Regions from separate parts of the Homo sapiens genome. Here regions 1 and 3 are each linked to region 2. Evidence: chromatin loops called from intact Hi-C (ENCODE). Cell type or tissue: PC-9. All regions are shown on one strand. Each heading gives the region's core, and the rest is flanking DNA. Links, peaks and the distances in the headings are about the cores only.

Evidence for each region. Peaks named below come from ENCODE experiments on the same cell type or tissue, not always from the same donor. Only the 100,000 strongest peaks of a DNase experiment are listed, where the experiment ranks them.
Region 1: a loop joins it to region 2, with 16 times the contacts of the local background. A loop is called at or near these places in 3 of 110 quality-filtered maps.
Region 3: a loop joins it to region 2, with 3 times the contacts of the local background. A loop is called at or near these places in 8 of 110 quality-filtered maps.

What each region holds. Positions count from the first base shown.
Region 1 is chr6:133,336,913-133,347,432 of GRCh38, forward strand. The region is part of intron 2 of EYA4 (EYA transcriptional coactivator and phosphatase 4); the gene reads left to right. Among named protein-coding and RNA genes, the nearest start is that of EYA4, 100 kb to the left of the region's middle. In PC-9, for the core only: no CTCF peak of the experiment used is centred there; a DNase peak (open chromatin) is centred at 4,859; H3K27ac peaks cover 532 bases.
Region 2 is chr6:133,235,159-133,245,678 of GRCh38, forward strand. EYA4 (EYA transcriptional coactivator and phosphatase 4) reads left to right here and starts at 6,199. Exons shown (of 20, transcript NM_004100.5): 1 at 6,199-6,591. It overlaps LOC124901231 (serine/arginine repetitive matrix protein 1-like), which reads right to left. Exons shown (of 3, transcript XM_047419612.1): 2 at 7,061-7,253; 3 at 5,162-6,498. The coding sequence ends at 5,628. RefSeq lists enhancers at 6,542-7,436, 7,437-8,329. In PC-9, for the core only: a CTCF peak has its summit at 5,718 (motif pointing right); no DNase peak of the experiment used is centred there; H3K4me3 peaks cover 3,126 bases; H3K27ac peaks cover 500 bases; H3K27me3 peaks cover 2,421 bases.
Region 3 is chr6:133,125,227-133,135,746 of GRCh38, forward strand. No RefSeq gene overlaps it. Among named protein-coding and RNA genes, the nearest start is that of LINC00326, 42 kb to the left of the region's middle. In PC-9, for the core only: a CTCF peak has its summit at 5,972; a DNase peak (open chromatin) is centred at 5,855.

The DNA of each region.
Region 1 (10,520 bases), core at 2,219-7,218, 100 kb after region 2:
ATGGCAGGCTGGGTAGTTACTTGCTTCACCCTATGCATCTGGCCGAAAACAGTTTCTGGTCCTTGGCTAACTACAGCTGTTGGGTAAATCTTTCACCAACTCAGAAAGTCACCCCAACATCTAAAATCCCAATCTGCGAAATTCTCCAGGTTCTGAATACATGCTGTGCTGACATCGGCAGCGTAAATGTGTGTTGTGTGGTCTGAGTCTCAGTTTGTGGATACCTCCAGCGGGAACCTGGGGCTTAAAGTTGAATAGTGTCTGTAGCAGAGAGAGTCTTTGTGCTTGATTTAAACTACACAGAATGGATGGCTGTGGAACACCAGTGAGGAGGCTATGCGGTAGACCTGATAGCAGAAAATGTGATAGCTTCATACCAGGATGCTAGGATGAGAGAGAGAAGCACAAGATATGAGAAATGAATAAATTTTAGGTGGTAAAAAATGACTGGACTTCATATTATATTGTTAATAGGGGAATAAGACAGAGAGGGATTTAATGCATGACTCGCTGGTTTTTTATTTGTATAAATGGAAGAATGTTGGTGTCAGACACAGAGGTCAGAAGTCTGAAAGTGGGCAAGTTTGGGAAGAAAGATCCAAGATTTGGTATTAGACATCATGGGTTTTGCAATCAAAATGGAAATGTGTCATTTGTATATATTGGGTAGTTAAACACAGCTTAAATGGAAAAACAGACCTTCAGAAAGTACTGTAGTACATTAATTTTGCACAAAGTAGCACTAATTTGATACACATCTCTAATTGCTCTCACTTAAAGCAGTTTCAAGACAAATAATAAACTCTTTTTAATTGCAACGTTGTAAAAAACACTTTTCTATGCTGTTTATTCTCTAGGAAACTATGCTATATAAAAATATTATATAAGCTATTCCTTTTCCAGAATTTGTTCAGATATCCACAAACTGAGACTCAGACCACACACATTTACGCTGCCGATGTCAGCACAGCATGTATTCAGAACCTGGAGAATTTCGCAGATTGGGGTTTTAGATGTTGGGGTGACTTTCTGAGTTGGTGAAAGATTTACCCAACAGCTGTAGTTAGCCAAGGACCAGAAACTCTGTTTTCGGCCAGATGCATAGGGTGAAGCAAGTAACTACCCAGCCTGCCATCTACTCTCTCTCTCCAACTTTTTATTGTAAAAAGAACATTCATTCTTTGTAGGAGTTAGAAAAAGCTAAAAACTTACTTTAGAGCTTACTTTGTGGGCTTACCATCTAGTCATTAGCTTAAAAATTACCAAAATATTTCTACCGCAAGTAATAGATACCCATTTTAGAAACATTGAAAATTTTTAATGAGTAAATAGAAAAAAAGGTCACTCAATTTAATGAGTAAATAGAAAAAAAGGTCACTACATCAATTGGCATTTGATGTAGATAGTTTGTACTCATTTTAAACTTAAAATCTGTTTGTGCCTTACATGTAGTGAATGAAATAATTACTTTTTGTACTATGTGTATTTTACTATAGTTCTTCAATGAGAGGTAACTAGATGGTTTATGTCACTTCACTTGAATGTGTATTTATATTCCAGGATGGCTCTGTCAGGAAGTTTTCTACTTATTTATAGTGATAACAATTCATACAAATTAAGCCTTTTATTTTTACCTCTAGGAGTTAGATATCATAATCATTCAGCCTCTATTAAATCTATAGTCACAGAAAAATGATATAAAACCATGAATCCTGCTACAACACTTTGGATGTGTTGTACTTTTACCCACTGTCACAAATAATTTAAAATAATTTCTAAGGAAACATCATGGCAGCCCCAGTTGGTGGTGCTTAGTGTTTAACTACAGCATGATGACTACAGAAGAGGTAACAATTTTAGTTCTTGCTAAAACTAAACAATATTACATGGATGCACATACACATAATACAATTCAGAAAATTATCACCAATTGCTTCTTTTTTTTTTTTGTCTTCTCAGAAATGGGCAGATGGATTATGTACTAAAAATATAAACCCTTAAGAATCAGGTTTATCCTGTAAAGAAGGTGGTGTCTCTGGGCATCACTTGGCTCTTTTGTAAATTGATTGTCACTTCATTTTTATCGTTATCAGTAAACCTTATTAGGTGCTGAAATCAGTGCTCGGGGTGCAGGGTCAGGTAAGGAAAGCATGTGCTGTGTATCAGGAGACCTGGCCACAAACTTGTCATATGTCTCTACATAAGTTATTATTGATGAAATCATTGTTTGGTGAGAGTTTGGATAGCCTGTATAGGGAACTAGCTAAGTAGTTGGGAAAAGGAACTGAAGCAGGACAAGGTAATAAAGTGCATCAAGATAGACCCCAGGCCCATTTGGTTAGCATCTCTGAAGGAGACAAGTTCAAATACCAAGCTCAAAGAGCTGGTAGAATGAGTGGAGCTGTATATTCAAAGTACCTAAGCAGTTGCTATGAATACCAGTGTGAGGTTCACTGTTTGCCTTTAAAGACCAGCAAGTGTGTAATGGTTGCAGTTAGGTCAGACTGTATGGATAGAGGTAGTACAGAGCCATTAGTGGAAGAATATTAAATTTGTTTGTTTTTAGAATTGGGGAAATATGATAACATGTGTCTGTAAAGCAGAGGTTGTCCCTGGAGAGGAGAAGGAAATATGCAAGAGAAATGGGGGGAATAAGTTATACTTGCTTATTGGAAAAATTAGGCTCTGAAAGGATGACCATGGATTCTTGGCTGCCTAATGAAACACGACAGCCAGAAAGGGCCTGTGGTAAGTGGTCAGGGCAGAATGCTCAATAGAATTGTGATTTTTGAGGTGATAAGAAGAGAAAACATTGTATTTAGAGAGGGACTATTAAGAGTTCTAACTTGGTTGAACTCTTGGTTGATTAATAACAAGTTAGGACAAGTCCAGGTAGGTGTTTATAGGTAGCCAAAGTGGATAAAAACTGGGAGGACGCTGACTTTGAGGCAGCGAAGGACTGTGCTTACAAGGCAGAAATGCTTAGTAACATGATGTCAAATCATCAGGGACGGTGGCCAAGGATGGATTACAGAGGTGCATAAAGTAGTTGCTAAAAACAACAAGTAGGTTTGGAAGAGTGCTCCTGGGCTTGATAGAATTTAGCAACCAGTAGGGGTAGAGGTTAGTACTAATATAAGTGGTGAAAAGACTTAAAAGAGAAGGGGAAGTTACGTCACACTATCAGAAGTAATCATATCCATTACAGGGGTTAAAACGAAATTGTCTCTAATGTTAAGACTATATATAGGCTTAATGTGTTAAAACATGGGCAAAAGTCATTCCATGCTTTTTCTGTGTACTAGAGGGACTGTAGGTATAGACACAGAAAAACCATTTAAAAGTGAAGCAACGGATGGTATAATCCTGTGTCCTGTTCTTTGCCAAATTGATTTTGGACTATCCCTCTGAATGCAAGAATGGTTCTTCTGCTGCCTTTGCCTCTTTTCACATCTACATAAAGTAGTGCTTACATTTGTTTGGAGTCAAAAAATAATAAATAAATGAACAAAATATATGGCATGTCAGATGATGATAAGTGCTACAAGAAAGACGCAGCTGAAAAGGAGGTGAGAGAGAATTAAATTAGGGTAGGTGAGCCCCATTGATAAGGTGGTGTTTATACAGAGACTTCATAGACATGAGAAAAGGAAGTGTATGTGTATCTGGGAAGTGAGCATTCCAGGGAAGGATGTGCACTGGCCCCAAGGCAGAACTGTGCTTGAGAACAGAAAAGAAGCCAAGAGGCGGCAGAGGAGGGAAAGTGAGGAGAGGGACTCGAAGCTGAGGTCAGAGGGAGTGGTGAAGTTTTTGATATCAAGCCCTGTGGGCCAATAAAGACCTTGCCTTTTGCTGTGAGTCATATGGAAAGCCACTGGAGGATAAGATCAGAAGAGTGGACTGCTGATCTAACTTTTCGAAAGAGTCCCTCTGGCTGCTGTGTGAAGAAAGGAATCATATCCAGGCTGCTCAGCCTGTGCCACTGAGCAGCCTGAAATTAGAAGGGGTGGGAAGGAGCAGTTAAAGTATGGATGTATTCTGAAGATTTAGCCAACACGGCTTGCTAATGGACTGGATTTTAAATAGAAGTTATTTATCATGGAGCGCAAAACTTAGAAAATGCTAAGGTCTAGCTTCTATGTTTATACTTGCTATGGCATAGACCCTGGACATGAACCCTGGGTTTGAAGACCCAGAACATGCATTTTAAGAGAAGATCTTCCAACCATCCAAGGAAGATTCTGCAAATTGAGGAACTGAGTAAACACAGCAAACAGTTGCCTAGGCTACCTGAGGGAATAGTTCACAGGTTAAAGTAGAAAGAATAGTTGCTTTGATCAAAATGTGGCATGAGAATAAATCCTGGCTTTTCCACTTACCTTTAAAATTTAAATTACCATATAGGTTAAATTCATTCACCTGTCCATCAAATCATTTATCCATTCCACTGACATTTAGTGGATACCTACCATGTTCCAAACACTTTGTAGGTACGCAGGAATAAAGCATGAACAAAACAGATGAAAATAATCTGTGAACTATTCTGAGAGATGTGGATAAAACATTAACAGTGGAGCCCTTTATGAAATCCACTATAACATTAAATTTTAAATTCCAGCTGGATTTAGCTTTATGGACTTCCAAATAAGAATAGCCTAATAAATTCTAGTTTAAAGGTGTAACATTGAACAGAATTTAGAAAATTCTTTTCTAATGTTGAAACAAAGGACTTTTGCAATAGTTGCATTAAAAAAAAAACATTGACTCACAAATGAATAGCTAGTGGAGGGCAGGATTTCTAGATAAGCAGGACAAACAATCTCCACTGTTTCTCACCAACTATGGAGCTAATGGGGACGGTGGCTTTAAGCCAACTACCACTTAAGGGGAAAAAAAAACTTACCATTCAACAAGTGAAATAGTTAGTGTGGAATGGATAGCATCTTTGAAATTTGATTTTCAGCAGTCTCCCCAAGTGACTGAATACATTTTTTCAAACTATTTACTTTTGTATCATGTCTTCTCATGGTCAAATTCAGGATGAATTTTATGACAGGATTTGGTCTAATGCTGCTGAATTGTCTCATAAATATCTTGACAAGTCATTTGAAACATGCTGGGCCTCTAAAGAGGCTGACTGACATGAAAGCACTAACTTGGAATCATCAGGGCTTAAGGGTAACTTATGGACCCTAAGGCAGAGCCCCAAATCAAGATCATAAAATTACAGACAGTGAGTTGAAATTGAGACCAGTCTAGATTGGTACCAGCTTCTTTGGGTTTCTTCGGTAGCAGGGTGGAGTCAGGTGGCTGGTGCCATGGAAGCATTTTGGATCTGGTACCTACTGGCTACAATTCATTGTTAGATTCAAGGATGTGTCCAGGCTTTGGGAAGCCCTTCTGGGGACTGGAAAGGGAGGGTCCAGTACCCAGAAGGGCTTCCCAAAGCCTGGGCACATATTCAGAGTCCAGCCAAGTGGGCTGAATTTCAGGACAATTTTCTGGGTCCATCCAAGGGAAGGAAGCACAGATTCAGATCGGAAGGTGTAGCAAGGGACAGGAAAGCCTGTTTTATAGTGAGCTCTGAGCTTTGGTCATTCATTACCAGGATTACCTGATAACATGGTATATTGCTGCCATCCAGTTTAAGGTACACACTGCCATATATATATATATATATATATATATATATAATTCTTTATATTTCTCTGGGCTTAACTGAACTTAGCTTAAGGCACATGAATTTATCATTCATACAATAATTATTTAGCATTTTTATATCTGGGCCTGGCTAGGATTAACAGGTATTGACAAAGAGGATTTGAGATTTCTGAAATCTTTATTTAGCATAACCTAAATCAACAACTAGGATTGATAGAAATTAAAAAGCACTGATTTATTTTAAAAGTGAAAATTTCTTTATATTTTGATGCAATATTTTAAAAATATGGTACAGATTTGATTCCTAGGTATTTACTAATAGTTCTGCATTTTGAACACCATTATCTATATTAGGCATATTGACCTTCATGATTTTTGTACAATTAATTTTTGCTTAATTTATTTTCTAATTTATAGAGACGTGAACAGTTGCCATAACCATGAACATTTACAGATCAATGGCTATTGGAGTTATTTAATTTATACATGGCTCAGAAGGTGGCAACCATTTCTTTCAAATGTTATATGGACAGTTCTAGAATGTATGCAGATATCCTGGGGAAATGGAGGGGTGGGTTTCTTTACAGAAAAGAATGACCTGAGATCAACCTAACAAAAGCTTGGTTGTGAAGAAATCTATCAGAACAAAATTGTACATATGAAAAGATATAATTCTTGCATGTGACTCCTCAACTGTATTTACCAGGATGACCCTGTGACCTTTCTTTTACTTTAGATTGATTGTTGATTTATTTCTTACTCATTTGTTCACACTTTTACTCTGTCCCCACCCTGTGCCATCCTTGAGCTCAATGCTTTCTCTTGCTCCACTTTGGCTTGGCACAGACCTTGATCTGATGCTTGAACTCAGCTTCACCTGCTATCCTGGATCACTGTTGTTGTTTTTCATTCCTCGGTGCTTCCCGAGTTCCCTAGCAGATAGCCTCCCCCTAGCTCAACAATACCACCACCACCACCAGCACCCCCGCCACCACCCCCCCCACCCACCCCACCACCCTTGACCCTCTCCATACACACTCTGGTAGACTGTTTTTCGGCGTCCTTACCTTGATAAGCTTAACAAAGACTAATAATAACAAATAACACACCACATTACTATTTACAAAGTGTTTACATATTCATTTTCCTGTTTGAGATAGTGGTTCCTGTTTCAAAATAGAAAAGGAAGAGTGAGATATGGGTTAAAGGAGGACTATGTTTTTCATAAATATTTACACATATTTACATATGTAAAAGTCCACATAAGTGTTTATAAATATGTTTCAGTGATAGGATGGAAGGTCAAATATATATGGACTCTTATGATATATACAAAGTTTTATTTGTTTATCAGAAAAATACTGCTCTGCAAATCTTCTAATTTGATAGCCATTTATCAATAAATTGTATTCATTATTGAGGAAATCATTACTTTGGTGATGTTTGTCATATCTGATTTAAAAGCAACCTCTTACTCTTGAGAAGCGAGAACAGGAGAGTGTTCATTCAGTATGAGTGAAGATGGAGACAGCAACCCAGAGCATTTATAGGAGAAAGGCTGGACATGTTTTAAACACTGGATAAATGCAAGGCACGGTTATATGCCAAGTCGCATTGGACTGGAAGAGATCGGGAGACCCAAGCCTTTGTCTACATGACTTGTCTGACTTATCTCACATCTTCCATTTCTACATTTAAAATAGGTGAACTAGATGTAGGACCCTGTTATTTCAAATATATGTGACAAGAGATATCTATGCCCCTTTCCTTTTGAAAATATTTCTGGTGTCTCTTGATATTTGAAAAATAAAATTTTACGAATTTAAGAGTCCAAAACTAAATTTCACTGTTATGAGAATTTTGCTTTTGCTTGTCACCATAATAACTTGTTATTTATTTTAATCTTATCTGGTTGGTCAAAACTTCAGGTCAGCTTTACGATATATTTGATATGGTCCATTTATACTTGGAACTGATCCATTGTAGGTAATAAACCAATTAAGGCAGAAAACTACCCTTAGACAAAGTTGGTATTTTTAAATGAGCTGGCATTTGAAATGATTATTTTGATGTTAATATTATATATATTTTATACATTATGCATTTAGAGATTATATTTATGAAACATTTCAATATAACATTGCATCCAAATTTGCATATAGTATACATAACCCAAATTATGGATTTTGATACATATTCTTTTAATCATACCAAAGTTGCATCTTTTCATTTACTCATTCCATCTTCAGTTGTTTATAACAATGTGAATGGTATGAAATTATGTGTTTATATAATAATTACTCCATATATCAATATCATCAGAACTGAGAAACTTATTAGCTTATCTTCTAGAAATGCCATTAATGCCTTGAGATTTTCTTCTCTCTACTTAATAGGGTTAAATAGATGCCTTCCATTTTAGAAAGGAACAGTCTTATTATTTCTTATTTCTGAGAAAGGACTAGATACTCCTTGAGATGTCTGTAATAAGGTAAAATTGTTAACTTTCAACATGCTGTTTTCCTAACTTTGTGTATGTATGGGACCCATGATCTTATCTAGCCTTTTGAAATGAATCACTGGAATTAAGAAATTTAAAAGAAAAAAAATACTGTGTAAAACTATGCTATGAAAGAAAAATTATTAAATATGCTCTTTTCATATAGTTTGCTAATTAAATACTGCAGCTGTTATGTGGAGGGAAAGTTGCAGATATGATGAGATATTGAGTTTGTCATTTCTGAAGAGTTACATTTGGCTAATCTGTCTTAACAAACTAGAATTTTCCATACTTTTATGAGGAGTATGCGTAGTAAGTATGATGTATATATCTTTGCATAGACATATGTACACAAACAAGATTTACTAAAATATTTTAAATTAAAAATGTAAATCTAAGACCTGCATCCTCAACCTTTAATTTCCAAAGAAATATAAATTTTGCTGATTATCAATCTCATTCACCTTTTCTTTGTAAATAAACCAGAAAACAGCATATTTAGAGAGTACATTCAACAGCATTACTATTTCATCACCTGTTTCAGTAATAAAGTGACAGAATGCACCTTTAAAATAATACTTTGGTTGTATCTTAAAAATTAAAATTGAGAGTAATGATAATTAAATTGTTAATCTGTCTGTTAACTTAGTCAACTATAAGAAAACTGATTTTTTAGAAAGGGGTAAAGTAATAAAAATAGTCTATTCATTAGATTCTCCCTTAATTTTAAAGGAAAAGTCTCTTATAATACATTTTGAGGCATATTTTCCTATTTTCTTCTGCACACTGCTATGCAGTGCTTAAGAGAAGGTAAGGACATCTTTTAGAGAAACTGAGTATTTCTAGTTCAGAGTTATTTGAATGCTGGTTACTTGGAGTGGAAGACTTGATCGTGGGCAGACTAGCAATTAAAGATCATGAAAGTCTACACTCCAGGAGGCGATAGACACTTGACTTGCTCACTCCTTTCTCAGTCAAATGCCCTCCCTATATGCCATCTGTGGGCTGTGTCAGGCTTAGGGATCCTGAAGGAAAACTACTTTTGGAGAAATAAATGACTGCTTGATATGATTGAAGTGATTGGTTTATACGTTAGTCTTTTTGAGTTATGTCATCTGTATGTTCCAGAAGTATTAAAGTTTGCTTTCCTTCTTTTAAATTCTAGATCTAAATAAATTTAATTTTGGTCAGATTTGGGGCTAAAATTTGATATAGTCATTCAGTTTTTTTTCCCCAAGGGATAATTACATAATCTTTCTTGACGTGGACTTAGAATGTACAGTTTCACAGGCTTGAAAGACTAGTAGTCAGACGAAGTCGTATTCTGATGAACAAACCTTCTTAAGCATGTTCTGCAATGTCCAGATAGAATTAATACCAATCCAAATTCATTTTTCTCAGAAAGTTTATTATCTTTAAAAATCTTATCATTAGCAACCTTGGGATCTCAAAATTATAGTCTTAGAACATTCTACAAGTCTTTTATTTGTGCAGTTCCTTAATTACTACTATTTCTACAAAATAACTGCTAATATTTATTGAGTGCCTCCTGTGTCACTTCATACTAAGTCCTCCTCGTAATTTATTTCCTTCTGTCTTCCTATCACTTTCATCTGGCAGGTATGCTCATTTTCCTGTTCTCGGGCAATAATTTGCCCCAGGTGGCTTACCTGGTGAGTAGCAGAATGAGGATTTCATGTCCTGTTGCCTGGCTGTAGGCTTTGAGTCTTAACCACACACCGTAAGGCACCCAGAGTGTGAACTTTCCATATGATGCAGACCAGCTTTCTGTTTCTGCAATTCTGCATTTTATGGAAATGGAAGCATTGTTTTAAGGATGATGTGTGACCAAATTACATTTTAAAAATCTTTGGTAATACTGACATTGTAAAGATGAAGATCCAGTCCCTGCTCTGTGGAGCTCCAGGTTTCTGGAGAGAGAGTTTATCAGATAATTGCGTTGTGTTATTTCAACGGTCAAAAAAGAACATGGCAATTCTGTCATGGGGAGGGCTTTGGAGAAGACCAGATGCCTGAGATCAAGGGAGAGCAAAATACTTCATTTTTGTGTAACATTCTCCCGTGCAACTTTGTTCCACATTTCATGATATCCTTTTCATATCTAAATTCACATGGACTTCTGATTGTGCTGTGTATTCCAAACCATGCATTTCCCCACAGTTTCATTGTGTTTGCTTTCATATGCTTTTCCATTTCTCTTTACTACTATGTAAAACATGTATTTTACTTTATTAGGTTCTTGAGGAAGGGTAATTATCCTTTTTAAATTTTTTTTTCAAAATATATAACTGCATTTAACTCTTCTTTTTCTGACTTCTGAGATTTAAAATGTGTTAAT
Region 2 (10,520 bases), core at 2,821-7,820:
CAAGCTCCCCTCTGGGCCACACACCCCAATCTTTCCATTTTCTCTTTTGAACTTATAAACTGCTTTGGAGATTATATTATGAAGCTAAAATTGCTTATCACAGATCTCAAATTATAGGACACAAGCAGACCACTTCATCTCTGCTAATGTGTAATAGTACAAAACAAAACATGGAATTGTAGAATACAAAAGAGAGACAATAAGCTTAGAGGTATAGCAAATTGCCCAAAGGGCTACATGAGTTGGCAGTCTCTCAAAACAAATGAAATACCAGAGAAGGTTTCTCATCACACTAAATGTTTGCTGCCGTATTGGCATAGGGTTATAAACTGGAGTATTTAGACATCCTTCACTTAAGCAACTATTTTATTTTTCTTAAAGAAGGACCAGCAAGAAGGTCCTCACCAGATGCTGGCCCTTGATTTTGTATTTCTCAGCCCTTGTAATAAATAAATTACTTTATAAATTACCGAGTTTCAAGTATACTTTTATAAGCAACAGAAAATGGACTAAGACAGGTGGAGAGGATGGGGAGTATGTTCAGCTTGAGATGCTACCTTGACCCTTTGGTAAAGATAACCAGGATTCTGGGAAGGACATTCATGTTCTTAAGTCACCTATTTAGAGGTGAAAGAAGAGATTATAGGATGAATCAAAGGAGAGAGCATTGTGAAGAAAGAGAAAAGAACCTGCATCTAGGTCCATTTTTGAGTGTCATTAAGAAAAAAGAGGATAAGGGCATTGGCTCATGCCTGTAATCCCAGCACTTTGGGAGGCCAAGATGGGAGGATTGATTGAGAGCAGCAGTTTGAGACCAGCCTGGGCAGCATAGTGGAACCCTGCCTCAGCAAAAAAAAAAAAAAGAAAAAAACAAAAAAACAGGTGTGGTGGCATGTGCCTGTAATCCCAGCTACTCAGGAGGCTGAGTCCAAGTTAGGAACACTGATAAATTGCAACGATCTACTTGTACTGAATATTTCTGAATAAGGATATTATAATATCAATGAAAAGTATAATGAAAGCTTTTCAATGTGTCTTCTTTCCACCACATTTAATAGTACACTTGGAAACAATTTCTTCAATGGTTTTCTATTTTAAGCATATATTCTCAGCAGCCCCAACACACCTTAAAATGACTTTTCCTGTTCACCTGATTCCTTTATTCCACCACTTTCTCAAAAAAACTGATCAGCCAGTTAACAGAAGACTGCTGTCAATAATACCAAATGCTTCCTGGACATAAAAGAGGCTGAAGATTCAGGAATGACTAATAGGAGACCATTGATGATAGCTTAAAGACAGCAGTCTCAGTAAAGGAATAGGAGCAGAAGTAATATTTCTAGGATTAAGAAGAGTCACAAAGTGGATGCACTGAGGGCTGGTCACTTTTTTTGAGAAAGTGGAATAAAGGAATCAGGTGACTATATGCTAATGAATTCAAAGGAACAAGAAAGTAATATTGTTCATATTTTGACTATTATTAATATTTTAAAATGTTCATTCAAAGTACTTGGGAGATTGATTAGTATGCCAAGAAAAATATTGTGTGAAGTGAAAATAGAAAAAGAAATTACATGTAAGTTGTTAGAATATGAAAATAGCATATGTTGGTAGGAATTCAAAGTGAGGCAAAAATATAATGCAACCGAAGAAAATAAATTCGGACTCATTCTAATATGTTAATGAGACCACACCTGGAACAATGCATTCAATGTGGGATACCTCTAACAAAAATGAACATCTAGGAAATTGGAAATAGTTCAGAGACAAGCAATAAGAATGATTATGGGTTTGTAAAGACTGAACTGCCACAAGATTAAAAGGCCTTCTATTTGTTTAACGTGGCTAACATGACTTAAAAGTGAGCATGATATCTGTTTATAAACATCTGAGGGCTGAGTGTAAGCATGGAAGAAGGAGTAGAGTTGCCTAATATGCTACTAAAATGATTCAACTGGAGAGAATTTTCAAGAGAAAATCTAAAAGTAAATATAATGAAGCTGTCTCCCAGAAAATGTGCATTTCCTTTCTTTCAGAGGCCCTGCCAAGAATGAGGAAATTTAGCAGGTCCCCTGAAGATTTGATTTCTTCACTTTCACAAACTAGTAGAAACCTTTTTAAGCTTGATCTGTCTGCACAAAATTACTCAGAAAGTGTGTTTATTTATAGATTTTAGAAAACCGGCAGCATAGGACTCTAGATTCTTGGGCAATCATATTTTATCTTCATTTATTCCTGTGGTCTGTCATCAGCAGAGAGGTAGATTAAAAGACTGTTCAACCTTGTTCACATTAAGGTTGGTCTTTAAAACTCCATACTTCCAAAGCTCAAATAGTTTGGCTTAGAATTTACTAAGAAACAACTGAATTATTGTATTTTTGAAAAATTGTGTATATTTCCAGCTAGAGTTCATAGATATACCAAAAGTTGCTCAAGAGATTTACTTTGGGATTATTTCTACAAGCATCCAGTTCTCTGCATTCTTTTTCAATAAATGTAGTGTCTTATAGCATTTTTTAGCCTAAAATCTGTTCTTACTAAAGTGAGGGCCTGGTTTTTCCCTTAAGGTTGCTTTTAAATGAAATTAAAACAAAAATTATGTTTTGGATTATGAGCTCCTAGAGCGCTTTGTTTAATTTGACTTATACAAAATCTAATGCCAAGACAGTGCCATGCACGTTTGAAAAATAAACAAATAGTAAATGGTAACTGCAGAGGCATCCCATTCCAGAGGAGTTGGTTAAGGGAATTGCTAATAAGTGAATCTTATATTTCCACTGATTTACCCTATAAAGTCTTATATTTTTTATCTCCCCACTCCTCCCAAAACACATCCCTTTTCAGACTGAGTTGAACATGTACAAATATTCTGAGAGCCTGACTCATGTCATGCAGGGCCCACTGGTGTTTTTGAATCACTTCAAGAATCTGGCAGCAGGTCTCTGACTTCAATTTCCCCCATGTGTCTTTCTAGGCCCTTTGCGTTTCTCCCACTGTTCTACTTTCCCTCTCTTCTTCATTGTCTGTACTGTATTGCACTACTGGGCTAATAGATGCTAGGGAAGGGTAATGAGTAACCGGTACAATATTTCAGGAAAGTGATTTGCTTTTTAATTGTGCATTTATGAATTGTTTGCATTTTACCACAAATAAGATAGTAAGTAAAACAATAAATAATACATGAATTTTAAAAAGACGCCTCAACTTCAGAGACTTCAAGTATATTTTAGACAAGAAAAGCAATAATTAAATAAGCACAGAATTTAAAAAGTAATACCTCAAAGTAAATTGGACACAACATTTTGTTCCGGTTATGAAAAGGGGAGGCTTGAAAATATCTCTTGGTGAGCCTGAGGGACATATGGAATGTAATTCTTTAAACCAATGTTTCTCAAACTGTATGTGAGATAATTTTAGGTGGTACATGAGAAATAACTTTTATTTCTACAATATAGGTTCCTTTGCAAGATCATCTTCTATTCATGGCGGGTTTTATTAGTTTTCCATTTATGGTGACTATAAAAAATGTCCTTTATCAGATAAACTTATTTAATAAAAATAGATTATTTAAAGATACATATTAAGTCAATAATATAGGCGATATGGCTATAATTATAAAAGTGATATTCAATGTAAATGCTGGAAATAAGGCCTCATTTAAGCAAACAATACATTTTTGCCTTTATAACCCTAAAATTCTGTTTCCTATGTTAAACTTATTTCAAATGTGTACTGAAAATTGACGTTTTATCTGACACCTAGTGGTGTCCATGTTAATATATGTATATTTAAGACAACTATTAGAAGGTAGTAATATGAAGTCAAATAACTAATATATTATCCTGGATTTTAAAAATAATTTCTGTACATGTATTCTTATCTAGATGTACAAAAAACTATGCAGGAGCAAAGTGACCTTGAAAGCAAGGTCAGTGTAACTGAAAAATCTGACTTTAGAAGGGTACAAAGAAACATGCTAAGAAAACCCACCCTATATTTATGTTAACAATATGCTAAAGTATGAATTTTTATTTTATTCAAATCATACATCTCCCACCTTTATTTGTAGGTGAAACTAGCACATAATGTTTTATGCCAAAATGAAATTCAAAATGTTGTTGCCTTTTGAGGACAGTATTAAATTCATCATTGTACTTAATCCTTACATGATATTTGCTATAGCCACAGAACATTCTTAGACACTATGATTCACAAAACATTTAAATTGCATATTTGGCTTGTAATATATTACATATTTAAAAGAATTACTATTTTTCTGAATACCATTAATACTAATAATAGCATCACAGTGACTAAGAGTGGACTTAAATAAAGGCTGGCTTGAAACTCAGGTCTGCCATTTATTAGCAAGCTTCTAAAAATTCTGAGCCCTTAGTTTTCTCACATGTGAAATGGAGAAAATAAATCTGCAAAATTAATTAAATCTGTCCATTCATATTTTTCTCTCCAGTGTATATTAACTGGCATTCCTCGTTAGGCCAGAATGTGCTCTCAACCATGCTCCAAATCCGCTTTGTGCCAACCCCACTGCCAGAACCCTTTCTACCTTGAGAACCAGAAAAGGAAACATTATGCCTGGCAATGCCTACACCCTCCAAAATAAATCTGCAGGAAAGAACACCCAGTAAGTGATGAGAGCAGCAACGACTGCCTTTATCATTTTAAATTTACAACACCACCTTTTCTAGAGCCTCTTAAGCATTGTAGATAATTCCCCACTCATTAAAAAATAAATTGTAACCATAAGTATTCAGGGTTGATACTGCTTTTGAATTAGACAGTGCTCATATCAGTTGCATAAGACCAACCTAAAGTAGAGGATGAAATCTTTTTTCTGAACCTTTTTCAGAACGTAACTTAGTGAATATATTAAAACTAAACTTTCTTTGAATGGGAGTAATTTCTACGGATTAATCTGTAATCTCTTAGACCACACCTAAGGTAATGTAGAGGTTGTTGTATCATAGGCTTTGTGATTAGAGACCACTGGATTTGTCTTTGGAAAAGTCACTCATGATTCTTTGGGCTTTGGTTTCCTCATCTTTTATACCGGCTTAATAATGACCACCGTAGAGTTGTCATGGAAGTTAAATGAACTCATGTACCATAAGTGACCAATACAATGATTGACACTCAGTGATTTATCAATAAATTAAAACATTTATTATCAATATGACAGAGAAGGTGCCGCTAAAATAGACAATAGGTTTTTGGAAGAGGTGATTAAATGGATGCAAAATTTATGGATTGTTTATTCCGTCTACCTTTGCTGTGTCCCCTGGTTGTGGCATACACACGTGTGGGTATAAAATCGTAAATCCTATGTAGTCGCGTAGTGCATGCGCAGAAGGCTTAGACACGAAATGTCATTTCAGCAATGTGCCTAGAGAAGCTCTGACGCCGCCTTGGAAGTAAGTCGTTGCTGCCTGACCTTTGGGCGTCTGGGACGGATGCCTATACCTGCACCCAGCAGCACTGGAAGGGGCCCAGGCCCTTCGCAGCACAGCCTATCCCCAGACCGCTTAGTCCTTCATAACATATATCTCCACGGAAAAGGGTATTTCCTCCCGTCAGAAAAAGCGCCCCAGTCTGGTCTGGGTTGGTTTTTATTTCACGTTGTTGCAAGTAGGCGAAGTCCCTTCTGTCTCCTCCCTTGGGGTAAGTGGAAAGGAGTCCGGCAGGGGGCCCGCAGTGGCCTGCACAGGGGAACTGGGTAGCGAGAGAGTTCCAGGCAATTCCGGGGGCTGCCCCACAGAAGCAGGTGGGGATCGACAGTGGCTCTCCGGCCCAGGGAGGAGAGCGCGGTCGCGGGTCCCTCCCCTCAGCCTGGAGGCTGCAGCCGCTCGAGTCGGCCCGGGTGGGGGCGGGGTGGGGGCGGCGCGGAGGGCACGGAGATTACGGCGGCGCCACCCGGGACATCCAGGGCCCCGAGGCCCTGGGCGGTCCCCACGCGAGATCGCAAACCATGACAATAGGCAGTCACCCGAGGTCAAATAAAAACGGAGTGGGTCCCCCGCGCGCCGCCGCCCCCCGCGTCCCTGGCGGCCTCCCCCGAGGCCCCCGGCGGCCTCACGAGCCCGCAGTAGCCGGTGGCGACGTCGCCCCCGCCCCACCTCCCTGCGCAAGTGCGAGGCTGCCGGCAGCGCGGCGCACGCTCCGGCCGTTCCCGGCTTCCGCGCAAAACTTCCATCCTGTCCACGTGAAGTTGTCGCTGCCTTAGAGAGGGGGAAAGAGCTGCGGGAAAAGCCGGGGAGTGACGACTGCGGCGGCTGGGCGCGCTCTCTCATTTTCTTTTCTTCTCCTTTCCCCCCTGTCGCAGTCCGGAGTTTTGGCTCCTCTCCTTTCCTCCTCCCCCTCGGAGCCGGCTTCTCCCTCCGCCCCGCTTCTCCCCCGCTTGTGTACGCTATTTGTTGTGGGGTGGCCGAAGGGGATGTCCTGTTTTCACCAGAGGCACAGCGCGAAGGGGAAACTTCGACACTGGAAGGAACGAGAATAAATACTTAATTACGGACGCACTGAACCGCGGCTGGGACAGACACTTCGGGAACCCGAGGCGGACCGGGCGACGAGGTGAGTGACCCCTTCTTCCAACCCCCGCCCCAGGGCTCCCGGGGGAGCCTGAGTTGAGAGAACCCCCAAACTTTCCGGGAAAGTGCGCGAGGCTCCGCCGGGGACGCCGAGCGCTGGGTACTGAGGACGCGCAGCTGGACGGTGCGTGGGCGCCTGCGTCCCCGGGGGGCGCTTGGAGGCCGGGTGCCCCACGCCTGAGGGCCCGGGCCGCTCGGACCGCAGCGGTGCTCTCTGCCCTAGAAGACGTCCCCAAGCCCCAAGGGTCCCTTCCGAGCCTGCCTGTCCCTTCCGGGGTCGGCGCGGAGCCTGCGCGTAACGGAGTTCATCCAGCAGTCCAGCGCGCGGCTTCTACCTGCACCCCGCCTCCACCTGGCAGAGGCGCGAGCATCGGGGTCTCCCCCACATCTTTCTTATGACGTGTATTACTTTCTGATGACCCCCTAGATGGTCCAGGCGCGAGGATGCTGACCCAGAGTCCTTCGGAGGGTCACAGGCGCCTGGGCTTTCCCGGTGCCGGGTGCGTGTGTACTTTAAAGGCTCGCGTTCTAATCTCCAGGCACTGATCGGGCTTTTCAACTGCGGCGATCCCACTTTAATAGTTTTTATGTGGCGTGGACTGAATGTCTCCTGCAGTTTGCCAGGGTCGGTGAAATTAGAGGCGCCTTGTCAGAGCAGTCGCGTTCATTGGCTCGAGTAGCGGGTGCCATGGAAGGCTTATAACTTCTCCAAAGGAAGGGACCTGGCTGGGTAGAGCAGGTTTTTCTCTCCTTCCAAGCCTGCTGGGTCTGGGGAGGCAGTGGAACTTGAAATGGCTCGGATTTTTAGCGTGGTGAAGCGAGGTTTGGAAGTAGACGTGTGTGTGCTTGTTTTATTCTGCGCCGCACAGCAACCCGAACTTTCGTTTGGTAGCACTTGAAAGAGTTTTCTCCCTTTGTTTGCGAGATTCTGAACAGCTCGGAGCGATTAGGGAATTTGCGGACCGAGTCCGGTGGCAGAGCTGGGGCGAAAGCAGAGAGCGCAATTTAATTTTTGTCATCTCTTCCCTGCTTGGGAGGATAGTGTTTCCCTTCACCACCACCCCTCTTTCTCCTTCCTATGAAGACAACGGATTTGCGCCTGGGGTGAGAGTGTGTGCGGGAGAGTGGTGTGGAGACTGTCCTCTCTCACCGCGTCTCCTGCGCCTCTCCCCGCCATCCCGAGCGGGCCTAGAGAGTCATTCATGAATCTTAACCTGAGGGCAGGGGAGGAAGGTGCAGGTCCCTCTGCCCTTTCTGCCAAGGTGCAGAATAGCGCCCGGGCGTGTGTTTTGGTTCCAGAGCAGTTCCACGTGGAGCAACTTCGTGTGTGTGTGTGTGTGTGTGTGTGTGTGTTGTGTACTTGATCTGTGAGGAGGTAACAGGACTCTGGTGTTCAAACCCAGTGGGCCGTTGGCCATTAGTTTGCTTTCCTGGCTGTCATTACAGACACTTCCAAAATCTGATACCTAAGAGAACCAACAGGTTAGGTTTCACATTAAGGGCTCATACTTAACAGTTTTCTTTCTCCCTTACCCCTTTTGGCTTGGCACCCTGGGATCAACGTAATTGTTGGAGCGAAATACACCTCCTGGAATATGGCATTTTGTTCCTCTTCTCATCTGTGGCCACTTTGTGAACCCTCGGGTGTTTGTCAGTTTCAGTGCGGGCTCCTGCGGGATTTAGGTGGGAGTCTTAGGAGCGTTTAACAACCGCGGGCTCCCCATCAGCAGCTTCTGAAGTTTCACTTACACGTAGGTGACTGACAGGATTGAAAGTTGACGATGGTTTTTTTGTTTGTTGCGTTGTTTTTGTTTTTAAAACCTTAGGGAAGGGATTGTACTTGAATTCCTTTCCCGGGTACGGTTTGGTTTTAAGCAGAATCAGTGCCTTTTTTTTTTTTTTTGTCTTTTAAAATATTATTGGCAAGCTTAAACCTGAAGAACCAAAAACTAGAGGGGGTGGGGAGAGAATCCCCCCAAAAAATATTTGATACGTGATACGGAGCGTTTTAGGAGACTGCATTCAAAGACATTTGTGTATTTTTAAAAATAACATTATCCCAAGAAACAAAAAGCAGTAGTAACAAGAGACAGATTGTTTTGTGTGGAGCAAGACTGCCAGAATCTGATTTTTATGGCAACAATATCGAAAGCAGACATAACTACACCCACATTTATTGTTATAAACCGTAAAAATAGTTTGTTCCACCTGATTAAAAGTTGTAAGTCATTCAAAGTTAAACCCGTATTTAGGAATGACTGTACAAGAATGTTAAAACCTTTGACAGCTACAGCTTTGAAAGCAACATAATTAGATTTGTTGAAAATGTCTCCTTTCTCTGATTATTAGTGATATGTACTTGTCTTTCATAATAAGTAAAGGTCTACAATCAATATGGTTTTCAAAAGCCTGTTTTCCTTTGTAAATTTCCTGAAAATAGTATGTTTCAATATTTAAAGACCATTGTAACTACCGGTTGGTTCACAATTATAACTAAAATAAGATTTACTCAGTTGTTTTCTTTTTATTAGTATTTGTTGAATATTTGAAATTGAATTTCTCATTTCCAAAATAAAACGTCTCACATATATGTATGTACTCACAATTAACACTTCTTTTAAGTAGTAGGCTTAAGTTTTAAAATTTTTAAAATCTTAAGATTTGTATAAAAAGGAGTGATTGTATAAAAAGGAATAATAATTATTAATTGTTAAGAAAAATAGATGCTGAATTTCAGAGGGTTTCTAGAAGCTGGAGAAAAAAATTGCATAGAAGTTTCTTTTTTGACGGGTGACTGGCAGATGAGTTACTTGTCATTTTGCTATAATTTATTTTTTTCTTTTAATAAGGCTCTTTGGGTTAAAAAAAAAAAAGGAAAAACAAGTACTCCATTTCTAAGAGTTTCCTTTTTATTTATGTTGTACTTTGGGGTGTAAATAAATTTTACATAGCCACGGGAAATAGAGTATCCAATTTCATGTTTTCAGTCTCTGTTGCAAGCTCTAAATGACTGATGTCGTGTCTAAAAATATATTTATATGGCTTGATATTTCATTTTAACATTTTATGCACTGGAATTAGATTTTTTAGGATTTTTAGAAAGATAGAATGACAGAAAGACGATGACTATTGTTATAAAAAGTTAGAATGTTAGGAAGTTCACATTCTAACTTTCAAATAATCAAACTTATTTTGCCCCACAAAAACTCACAGTTTTTATACAGATTTCAAGAAGAGGGGTGATAATCTTTTTCACTACTTAGTTAAGTGTTAAGTAATTTAAGAATGCAAGTATGTATTATGCTTTCTCATTATCATTTTTTTCTGTTAGGTAAATGCAAGAACACTGGACATTCTGTAAAAACAGGCCCCTCTTTATAAGGAGTTTATTCACCATAGTTCTGTATTGCAGCTGCTGATCATATTTCATGGAGCTGTTAAAGCACTTAAAACCTAAAATTAGGTACTGTCTGGTTGTAAATATTTCAGATCACTTATTTAAGAAATAAATAGAAAAGTGTGCTATCAAAAGTAGGAGACGTTTTGAATCCTCTCATTGAAGAGCTGAACAAACCTCTATCAAAACACCTTCTTCTTTTTTCAGTGAGAATATAATCTTGACAGTTTCTTTTTCTAAATGGATATTATTCTTACATGTACTAAATGCTAAACTCTTATAACGTGCCTCCCTGTAGAGTATCTTAAACTAATTATATTCAGAAATACAGTTGGGGGATTTTATTACAATGGTTACTAGGTGAAGGAAATCAACACCAGGGGAATGGGGTGGCATTGCAGTGTACCTGCTTCTCTCATGAATTTTTCCTGCTAAACTAAGAAATGACATGCTGTTTCAGGCATTTGCCCTGGAGATGGGTGAGATGCAATATGTGTAATGCTGCATCTTATAGT
Region 3 (10,520 bases), core at 3,709-8,708, 110 kb before region 2:
GTACTATGCATCTGAGTATTTTCTTTTTTTTTCTTAGTAGAGACAGGGTTTCACAATGTTGGCCAGGCTGCTCTTGAACTCCAGACCTCAAGTGATCCACCTGCCTCGATCTCCCAAAGTGCTGGGATTACAGACGTGAGCCACCGTGCCTGGCCTTACTATGCATCTTTCATACATGTAAATTTCTTATACATTAGGAGCTTACATGCTGAAATAAGTGATTGTGGAAACAAATAATATTTTTGAAAATATAAGTAAAAATTAATAATTACATATTTACATAATACTTTACCCAAAATAAAAGACTGAGACATGGTGGTAATGTTAAATCCTGGGTAGTTAAGCACTTCTAAGTGTCCATCAAATTAAAATGAGTGTCCAGAGCCCCATACTAATGGGTTTGGGCTGGTAGGTCTGTGCTGTCTCAGAGGGAACTTGTTGGAGAACAGATTGGCCCCTGCAAGCCAGCACTAAAGGTATCCCAGGGTTCCCAGCTATAAAATTACTTCCAAATCCACACTTTCTTTTCCATCCTCAAGACAAATGGGTGTATGTGCCTTAACCTTTCCTCCAGACACTGTGGATACTCTTATTGTGATTAGTTTTCTCCTTGCAAGCTGTCCACAGTGTTGAATTTACCCTGATTTAAACTTACAGACATGTTTGGGTAGGGGAGCATAGGCCATATGGGGAGCCATAGTACAGCTCAGGGTTTCTCAGGCATAACATTTTTGGAAATGATATGCATGACTCAAGATTTGGAAGGAAGATTGTAATGAGAGCAAAGCATTTGTTGAATGCTTATTAACTGCCAGACACTGTTATTGGCACTTTACATGTACTAAAGCATTTAATTAATGTACCATAGTTTAAAATAACAGTACCTATAAGATGAACACTGATATTATTTCCATTTTGCAGTAGAAGGAATTAAGCGCTAAAACAAATCACTTAACTTCATACACCTAGTAAGCAGTAGATTGGAAATTCAAGTCTTGGCAGTTTGGCCTCAGAGTACAGGCTTTTAAGTGCTATATTTTACTTTCTACAATGTGGTGCTCAATTCTCTCCAATGGTTTTTAGGAGACTACAATATGAAGCAGTATTGGAGGAAAGAAAAGGAAGATTGACCCCTAAAAACAAGACAAGAAATCAAGGAGCTAGAAGGTGTTACAGAGGAAGAGCTGGGAAGGAAACAACTATAAAATTTGCCAGCCCCTCTCTCAGTCCCGCCCACCAAACACACACTTTTTCTCTTTTTCTCTCTCTCTAATCATCCTGAGGCGGACTGGGAAGAAGAATAAGTAAGCAGAGAACATGCAAGAGACTAAAGAAACTATATTTATACTCAATGGAGAGTGAATTTCAAATACAAAGGATTCAAAGTCCATCGAGCCAAATCGAGAAAAAGATTTTCAAGAACAAAATCATGCACTCAGTTACCAGACAGGAAAAATTCATACCTACTGCTTTCAACCCTAGCAATTAGTCTTGAACCCAGTACAAACACAGCTTCCATGGTAAGCGAATGCAAAAACTGAAAAACGATTTAAAGCAATATGCAAAGTGTTCCTCATTAACTGTAATTACCTCGTATCTAAACACATTAATGTAATTTAGGAAAAGGGAGTTTTCACATGGAAATATATGCTAAACGTTCCCTAGTTTATTTAGTGTAAACTTTCAACATAAAAACAGAAAATTTAACTTTTTGCCCTGTTTTATGGTGAAGATGTTTGTCTTTTAATTATCAGTATGTCATTGGTCATTTCAACACTGAAAGGACAAGGTGCAAGCAAGATGAAAATGATAATGCACTGCCTCAAATGTATTTTAAAATAACTAGAGCTTTTCCTTTGCTCTGGATTTTTTTTTTAAAGACAGTCTTTTAATGCCATTAATAGTAGTTCAAGTACTTCTGGTGAGACTAAATATTGAGAATGATAGAGTGGAGTATTCTGAAGATATGATGTTAATATTGTGTTGAGCAGGGAACCCAGGAATGTCTGAATCACCTGCCAGACCAAAAACTCCTTCCTGGGACCTGGGAGACATACATGTATAAGAAAATGACTGGTAAAAGCAAGAATTAAAGCTTTTTATTATTAGCTAGTCTAATAATTGTCTAATGCAGAACTTCAATGAGTTAAGAAGGATAAAGCACAGGATTCCTTTTCTTTTTATTATAAACAGGCCCAAGTCACCAAAACCAAAGCATGTCAGATGCGATCTTTATCTACTTTAATTCTAAAGACCAAACCCAAGCCTCAGATCTTACCACTGCAACATAATAAGAGATCGATTCAAAGCGCAGCCATCAACACCAGAGAAGAAGAGGAGAGCGAGTGACCAAGAGATCATTTCCTAGACAAGGACAGCAACCCTGGGCTTGACTGCCATGTAGCAAAAGAATAAACATTCTCAAGATTAAAAAAAAGAAGGAGGAAGAGGAGGTGGTGGCCAGAGCTGGTGAGATTGGTCCTGGATTTCCTACCATTCTGGTGGAATAAAAGAAACAGGTGGCTGCTGAGTGGTGAGTGCTGTGAAGAAAATAAAGCAGGCCAAGTTGACAGAAAGTGAAAGCACAACAGTGGCTCTTTTAGATATTGGAGACAGAAAGGGTCTCTCTAAGGAAATGACATTTAGGTAGATACCTAAACTATATGAAGGAGTAACTCCACTAAAGATGTGGGAAGAATGTTCCAGCGAATGGGACTACCAAGTGTGGAGGCCTCAATACAGAACAAGCATAGATTGTTTTGTGATGAGCGGCAATTCCAGCGTGGGTGGAGAGGGCTGAGGAAGGGGAGAGCACTAGGAGATGAGCCTGGAGTGGAAGGCAGGGGCCAGATGAGGGAGGGCTCTGCAGTCCGTGCAAAGGAGTTTGGATTTTATTCTTACTATAATGGGAATAATGGGAAGCTATTGGGAGATTTTAAAGCAGGGTGCAAAATATGAATGTATTTGCTTTTAAAAGATCACTCTGATGGTTTTGCTGAGAACAGATTTCAGGAGAGCAAGAATAGAACTTGGGAGGCCAATTAGGAGAATGTTCTTGCATTCATTTAAGAGATGATGGGAACATGGATTAATGACTCACACTAGAGATGGGCTGTCCCCTTGAGAAACAAGCTTAGCAGAGTGTCAGAGACATCCTGTCAGCACCATTGTGAGGCTGTTCTGCTAGTCTTTGGCCACTATGTAGCCACATGGGAACAATGAGCCGATCAGTTCAGTCTCCCACGGCCTTTTATGAAGGCCTGTTTGATGTTGCCTCCAGAAGCTTCTGCTAGGGGTCAATACAGGATAAGAATATTCTTCAATAGTAACACTATACAGTGTCTCCAATTGTTACCTTCCATTCTGTTTTCCATCTGGATTTATGTTCTGCTCTACTTCTGCCCAGTTCACCAGAAAGAGTTATACAATGAATACAGATTACCACATAGCCCAAGAAACTCAATGCCAAGATAAATGCCTGATGTTTCCTGCCACCCTACAAAATTTACAACACAATCCCCCTCATTATCAAACTTACACAGATAAAGTCTCTGCAATGGGATGCAACCTTACCCAACTTTTCCCCAAAATAAATTCAATTTCCAAGAAAATGAATCTTCTCTCCTTTGATCCACTGATAAATGAAGGCCTGCAATATTAACATCTTTACATCAAGGCCATCTCCCTGCCATTTGCTCCCATTCTTTCACTGGAACATGTGTAGCAACTTCAGCAAACTACAAAACTGGCCATTCTAACTGTAAGTTTGTTATATTTTTCACATTCCCAAAATTCCACAGAATTGAAAGCACACATGAGAACCTTACTAATCTAACCCCATATCCATTCACATTGAAAAATAAATTATTCAAGTGTCACTGCATTTATGCAGTAGAAACCTTTTCAAGAATAAGTGCCTGAAACCCACAGATATCGTACAACAGCCGCTCATCAAACTCAGAATAAAATAACTCCAGGCCATGGTCTCCAGGGACCCACAGGACCTCACCCTACCTACCTCTCCTACCCATCCTCTCTCACGGCCTTTCATTTGGCATGTGCAGCCACGCACCAACTCCTCCTAGTTTGCCCAGAACTTTCCTGCTTTTAGCATTTAAAATCCTGTGTCCTGGCAACCTTCTCAGTCCCAGGTAAACTGAATAGCTGGTCATCCTATCATGGGTGTTCATGCAGGCTGGTTTCTCTGCATGGAACATTCTTCTCCAAGGTGCTTCTATGGCTTATTCCTTCTCATCATTCAGTTCTCTATTCAAATAACTCTTTTCAGAAGGGCCATCCCTAACCACCTGTAGTAGTATTTATCAGTCGGTATCTAACAAAGTATGTTTTCCTTTTCCATTTAGTTACTTGTATGTCTCCTCCTCTAGCATGTAAACTACATGAAGTGCCAGTGCTATATCTTCTCTATTGTATCTCTGCCTCTAAGACCTGTGTTTAACACATGGTAGCCTCTCCAAAAATATCTGTTGAGTGAATGAATCATTTTTTATTCTAGTCTAGTTGTTATGTCATAAACCACAGGCATCACAATCATCAATATCAACACAAACAACAATTGTGTTCATTCATTCTTTCAGCAATTTAGGCTGGGTGCAGTGGCTCATGCCTGTAATCTCAGCACTTTGGGAGGCTGAAGTGGGCAGATTGCCTGAGCTCAGAAGTTCGAGACCAGCCTGGGCAATATAGGGAGACCCCATCTCTGTGAAAATAAAAATACACAAATTAACCAGGCATGGTGGTGCATGCCTGTAGTCCCAGCTACTCTGGAGGCTGAAGTGGGAGCATCACTAGAGCCTACGAGGTCAAGGCTGCAGTGAGCTATGATTGCATCAAGGCACTCCAGCCTGGGTGACAGAGTGAGACCCTGTCTCAGAATGAAATAAAATAAAATAAATAATAAAATATAATACAATTCAACAGCTTAAAATTTAAGAGCTAGTAAAATTTTGTAAAATCTGGCAAGCTAGCAACTAGGGGAAGCCACAGGATTCAGTCTGTCCATGAAAACTGTACTTGCTGAAAATGTTGCTTCCTTCATGCCCCTTTTGGAACTGATAGGACTCGCTTTCCCCCATTCTAACATGAGTCATTTCTTCAGATCTTGGGGATGCCACCTTCTGCAAATATTGTCTGTGGACCCATACATGGCAGAAGGGTAGCCATGTTCCTGAAACCTTATCCCAAGCATACACAGTACCAGATGCCTAGAACAAGTTCTGGCAGCTTCTTCAAATTCCAGGTTCTTTTCTGTTATTTCTAATTCTAAGGTTTTCCAAAATAGAATTGCCTCCCTGACCCACAGATTTGTTCATCCCAAATTACCACACCATACCACTTAGAAACACTCCCTCCTTAGCTCCCCAACGTTCCTTTATAGGTTTTTGGCACTGGAGCCACTAGTAAAAGGCCTTATACACCAGAAGGACAGCAGATGACTTTGCAGCTCCCAAAGAATATCAGGCATGATGGGGTGGGATGCAGATAGGCCCTTTTTAACTTTAAGTTCCTTTTTTAGGTTGCCAGGTACAAGACTTGATAACTTAAAAGTCCCTCCCAGCAATGGACAAGTGACCTCATTTAAAAATCTGATTGGAATAAACTTCACCCAGGCCAGACTCTCCTTAGCTTTAAAGATTAACAAAAGGTGCAGAGATTGTAGTGTCTACATCCCTGCACCTCCAGAGAGTTCTCTGGTAACTCTGCCAGGAAGGTAGGTGGGCCCCTTGAGCATAAGTGAATTGGAACAGCCTGTTTTAAAACAGGCACCAGAACCTGGCTACAGAATGTTTACTGTGCAGTCTCCTGGAGTGACTAAGTGGGCAGGCATCTCCAGGAGCCCAGCCAGGAGAGCCCTGCTTTGGAGAGACACGTCCCCACCTCCCACATGCTCCCAACCACCACCCTCTCTGCCTTCCTGCCACTGGGTGTGCAATGACACAGGAGACAGAGTGAGTCTATCTGAGGTGCTATAAAATCCATCAGTGCATATGAAGAAGAAAAGCTAAAACCGTGGGGACCACAATTTATTTCCAAATTTTATGTCCTTCAAAATCATGTTGCACATTCCTGGTTAGAGGCAGCAGATTGTGATGTTGGTTTGCTGCTTGTGGAAAAATGCTGAGGCCCATCAATATCATGGGAAATCCTTTAAGAGACTGCAAAGATTCTGTTTTTTGGAGAGTGGGCCTTTTCTACCTGGCAAAACTCTGGAATTTCAAAGGTAGAACTCAGCCCTCTTCTCTGTTTTCGCTCTCAACAGACCTCAATCCTCTTCAACTTCGGGGGCTTTGGTCTGGGCTCTAAGAAATGAAACATATTCCCCAATGGGTTTTCTTTCTTTTTTAATAAAAATATCAAAGGCATACTTATCGGTGGCTGAGGAGGGAAAGCTGTGGCAAAGGCTATTTTTTAACTGGAACATGCCCCGTGTTGTGCCTCACTCATCCAGGGGCGCTGGAAGATTGATGGTTGGACATGTGGAGGGAACTGCCACTGATTGAAATCAGACAACTGCAAGCTGTGCAGGAGAGCCAGGGGAACCCATTTTAACCACAGCCCTCCAGTCTTAGCACATTTGGACAGGGCTCAGAGGAGCTGGGCAACACTAGGAGGCCAAGGGCAGAAGGAGGGGCCGGGAAAGGCTGAAGGATGTACACTTCTCTGTGTCTCTAACTCATCTGCGCCTTTTAAAAAAAGCACCGGGCAAGACAGAACACTCCTTGCCAATGATCAGCCATGGGCCTTGGGATTTGAAATGAAAAATAATCAGTCCGCTTGCACAAGCAGAGAAAAGAGATAAAAATGATAAAGCCTGCTGTTTCACTGACCAAAACCCCTGATGCTACTGTCCCTGAATTTTGGGCAGGATTCTTTTATTTGCTTTTCAACAGGCAGGGGCCAGGGAGGAAGCCATGGGAAATTGTCAGTGTGTTACTTAGTACCCATCACCAGGATTGTAGCCAGAGTTCAGTGTTGTTAACAATTGTGCAGCTATGCACTTGAACTGAGACATTTTTATTTCATTAGGGGTGTCGGTTTACAGCCATTAGCTAAGCAGATTGGCCAGGACCAAAAGGCTTTTTTTTTTTTTTTTTAAATGTGTTATCGCCAGATCTCTCTTCTATTATTCAGGTCTTTAAAAAAGAGAGAAAGGGAGGGAGGGCGGCTGTAAGGACAATTATGTTTTGTGACTTGTCTCTATCCTCTGGCCCGAACAGTCTAAAGTAGGTTTTATTAGAAATCATTATTTAGATTCCAGCCCAGGAGCATTATCGATCGCCTGTGTATAATGGTTCCCAGATCACAGAAAGTAGCAGAGAGGGTCTCTGCTGGGCCGACATAATGTCAGTGACAATTCATTTTTTGCCAGTTAGGATGCTGGTTTAATATCCTGAAAAAGGCACTTAACACCACCCTTTCATAACATCTGTCAGGGCCCGTCCAGTGGCTTGTTTCTCACACTGTGGGCTCCCAGGCAGTTTAGGGCCTTTCTCTGAAACATGCTTCTCTCAGAGGCCTCCGAATTCCTCAGACATTCAACCAGCCCCAGCCCCGGGGCCCAACACTCGCAGACCAGCTGTTACAACTTTCCAGGACGCTCCTAAATTTTCTAAATGTGTGCCATATAAAAATAAAATTGAGGACGGTGAGTGTTCAGGAGCCCTGTGTGTGAAGAATATAACTCATCCGGCGGCTTGGGCCCATTATTTCCACATTCTTCCGCAGCTCTCAGTTTCACCTCGGGCCTCAGAGCAGTTCAGCGGGAAGCTCAAGGCCTGAGATTTGGGTCAAGTGATCATTTTTTTTTTTTTTTTTTTTACTTTTTCTGCCTTAGTTTTCTTTTAAAGTCCCCCTTTTATTTGGAAACTTTTTTTTAAATACAAAAATATTGAAAGAAAAGTAGAAGGTACTCTACACCTGAATTTAACACTTGTTCAAATTTTGTCTCTGCTGTAGTTTGTTCTCTCAGGCACACTCACATACACACTCAACACACTCACACGTTCTCATCCATGTTCACACACAGGGTCATGCTCACACACTCACACATTACCACACACACTCACACGCTCACACTTGCGTGCAAAATCACATTCACATATTCTTCTTACACATACTCTTGAACTCTCTCTCACACAAACAGACATACCCATACAGTTTTTTCTGGACCATTTAAAAATAAGTGGCAGACATCCTGACACTTTATCACTAAGTACCATACAACATACAGCATTTCCTAAGAACCATACAATAATAATCACACCTAAGAAAATTAGCAATAATTTTGTGATATAATCTATGATTTCTTTCATATTCATATATCCCCACTTGAGCCCAATAGGTTTTTATAGTTATTTTTCCCCTAATCCGCAATCTAGTCAAGATGCATTAATTGCATTTGGTTGGTCTTTGTGGGTTGTGCTTTTTTGCATGTGTTTTTTTTAATGTTGCCTTTTTAAAAACTCCAGGTTAGTTGTCTTATAGAATGTTCCTTCATTTTATTTTTGTAAGCTCTGTAAATGAAATATCACATACAGTAAAGTACTCAAATATTAAGGGAACTGTTCCAAGATTTCCTTTAATGAAGTAAAATAGACTTGTGTAACTTCTACCTAGACTGGGACATGGAATATTACCTGTATCCATAAGCATCACTCAAGCCTCCTCCCAGCCATTGCTGTCAGCAAAAAATAACACTATTCTGACTTTTATCGTATAGTAGACACTTAGGAAATATTAGTTGAATGAATATATTATCAAAGTTTTCGTTATCTCCTGATGTGAATTTGGGCAAATTATACCACTTTAATGACCTGTCTTGTCTTATAAAATGAAATGTTAATGGACACTTTTTAAAAATCACTTCCTATTAAAAATAACTATATATTCTATGACAGTTATAGTAAATATTAGCTATTATTAACATCAGTTTTATGTTTGAAAGACTGTTTCTTTGCATGTTTCTATTTTGCAGTTCTCTTTACTCACTGTTTCATTTAGCATTAGTATTGAATCATAAGTTATCTCTGATAAAAGTAATAAACATATTTGTCTGAAAATATATTCACTATACTATTTTAAACACATGCATTTTTATATCCTTAAAAACAAGATATTTATTATAAAATGGGTACAGAATAAATTTCGTATTAAATCACAGTAGTGATCCTACTGCTTCAATATAAACTGCAGATCCCTGTTTTCTGCAAGTGTTTCAAATACATTGTAATGTGTGGCTATTATGTGAGTTATGGAAACATCTACTGCTTCTCAGTAGTATTTAACTTCTAAGTTTGTTTGGATAGTTTGAATACTTTTTATCGTTTTATGCTTTATTTCTCTTCTCTTGCTCATATAATAAATTACTAAATGGACTAAATCATTATGTAATTACCAAAAAATTGTTAGGCAGAACAATTGAAAACAGGTTCTTCGTGATAAGCAATGAAAGAACACATCGTACAGCCACAGACTTCATCTGAAGTCATCTCTCTGATGATTTATTTTTGCCAAGAAGTAAAGAATTACTTGTGTCTTTCAAAAGCAATATTCTACATTCATTTTAGTTGTTGAATCTCTGTGTTCATAACATATAGGAAGACATAAAAGGACATTTTATGCTAAAATTTTAATATTAGAGATAACATGACTGTTATATATCCATTTTCTATTTATACTGCATATATAATGAATTTCTATCTGATTGATTTTGACTACAGAGGGATGGTAGTTATCTCTGTATTGTGGCTCTTTAATACTCTGACAAATATTATTAGTGTTCTGACTCTGAATATAATTGTATTTTGGAAGCCAGCTTGTAACGCAGAGAAAAATTCACAGTTGGCTTAGATTGACTCAGTCTTTGTTTGAATGCCACAAATTATAGTATCTAAGATTTGGACAAGAGGCATCATTTTGATGGACAAAAATGACAGGGTTCAAATAAAATTGGGCAGATATTAGGATTTGATGTCACATTTTTAGAGAGAGAGTTATGAAATATGTAAAGCCCTAAGAAAGTAGGGCTTACCATCTCATTTATGGAATGTCTAATCAACCAATTAGGGAGTTTAACCAATTTCCAACTTAAACCCAGTGGCACATGCCTGTAGTCCCAGCTACTCTAGAGGCTGAGGCAGGGGGAATCACATAGGTCAAGCCTGCAGTGAGCTGTGATTGTACCACTGCACTCCAGCCTGGGCAACAGAGCAAGACCCTGTCTCAAAAAGAAAAAAAAAAATCAATGTTTCACAAACACACTCTGCTTTTCTTCATGTATTCTTTTCATCTGGAGCATGACTTTTCTAAATGCCAACCATAGAAATCCTCCATAATCCCATGGAAATTTATCTCAAACACTCCTTCTCTCTTAGATATTTTCAGACTCTTTTTTTCAGACATAATTTCCCTCTTCTTTAAACCTGTATAGCAGTTTCTAACTCTCTCATTACAGAAATCAAATTATGCCATATAGCACAATAGCTTGTTTATTGTCTTAT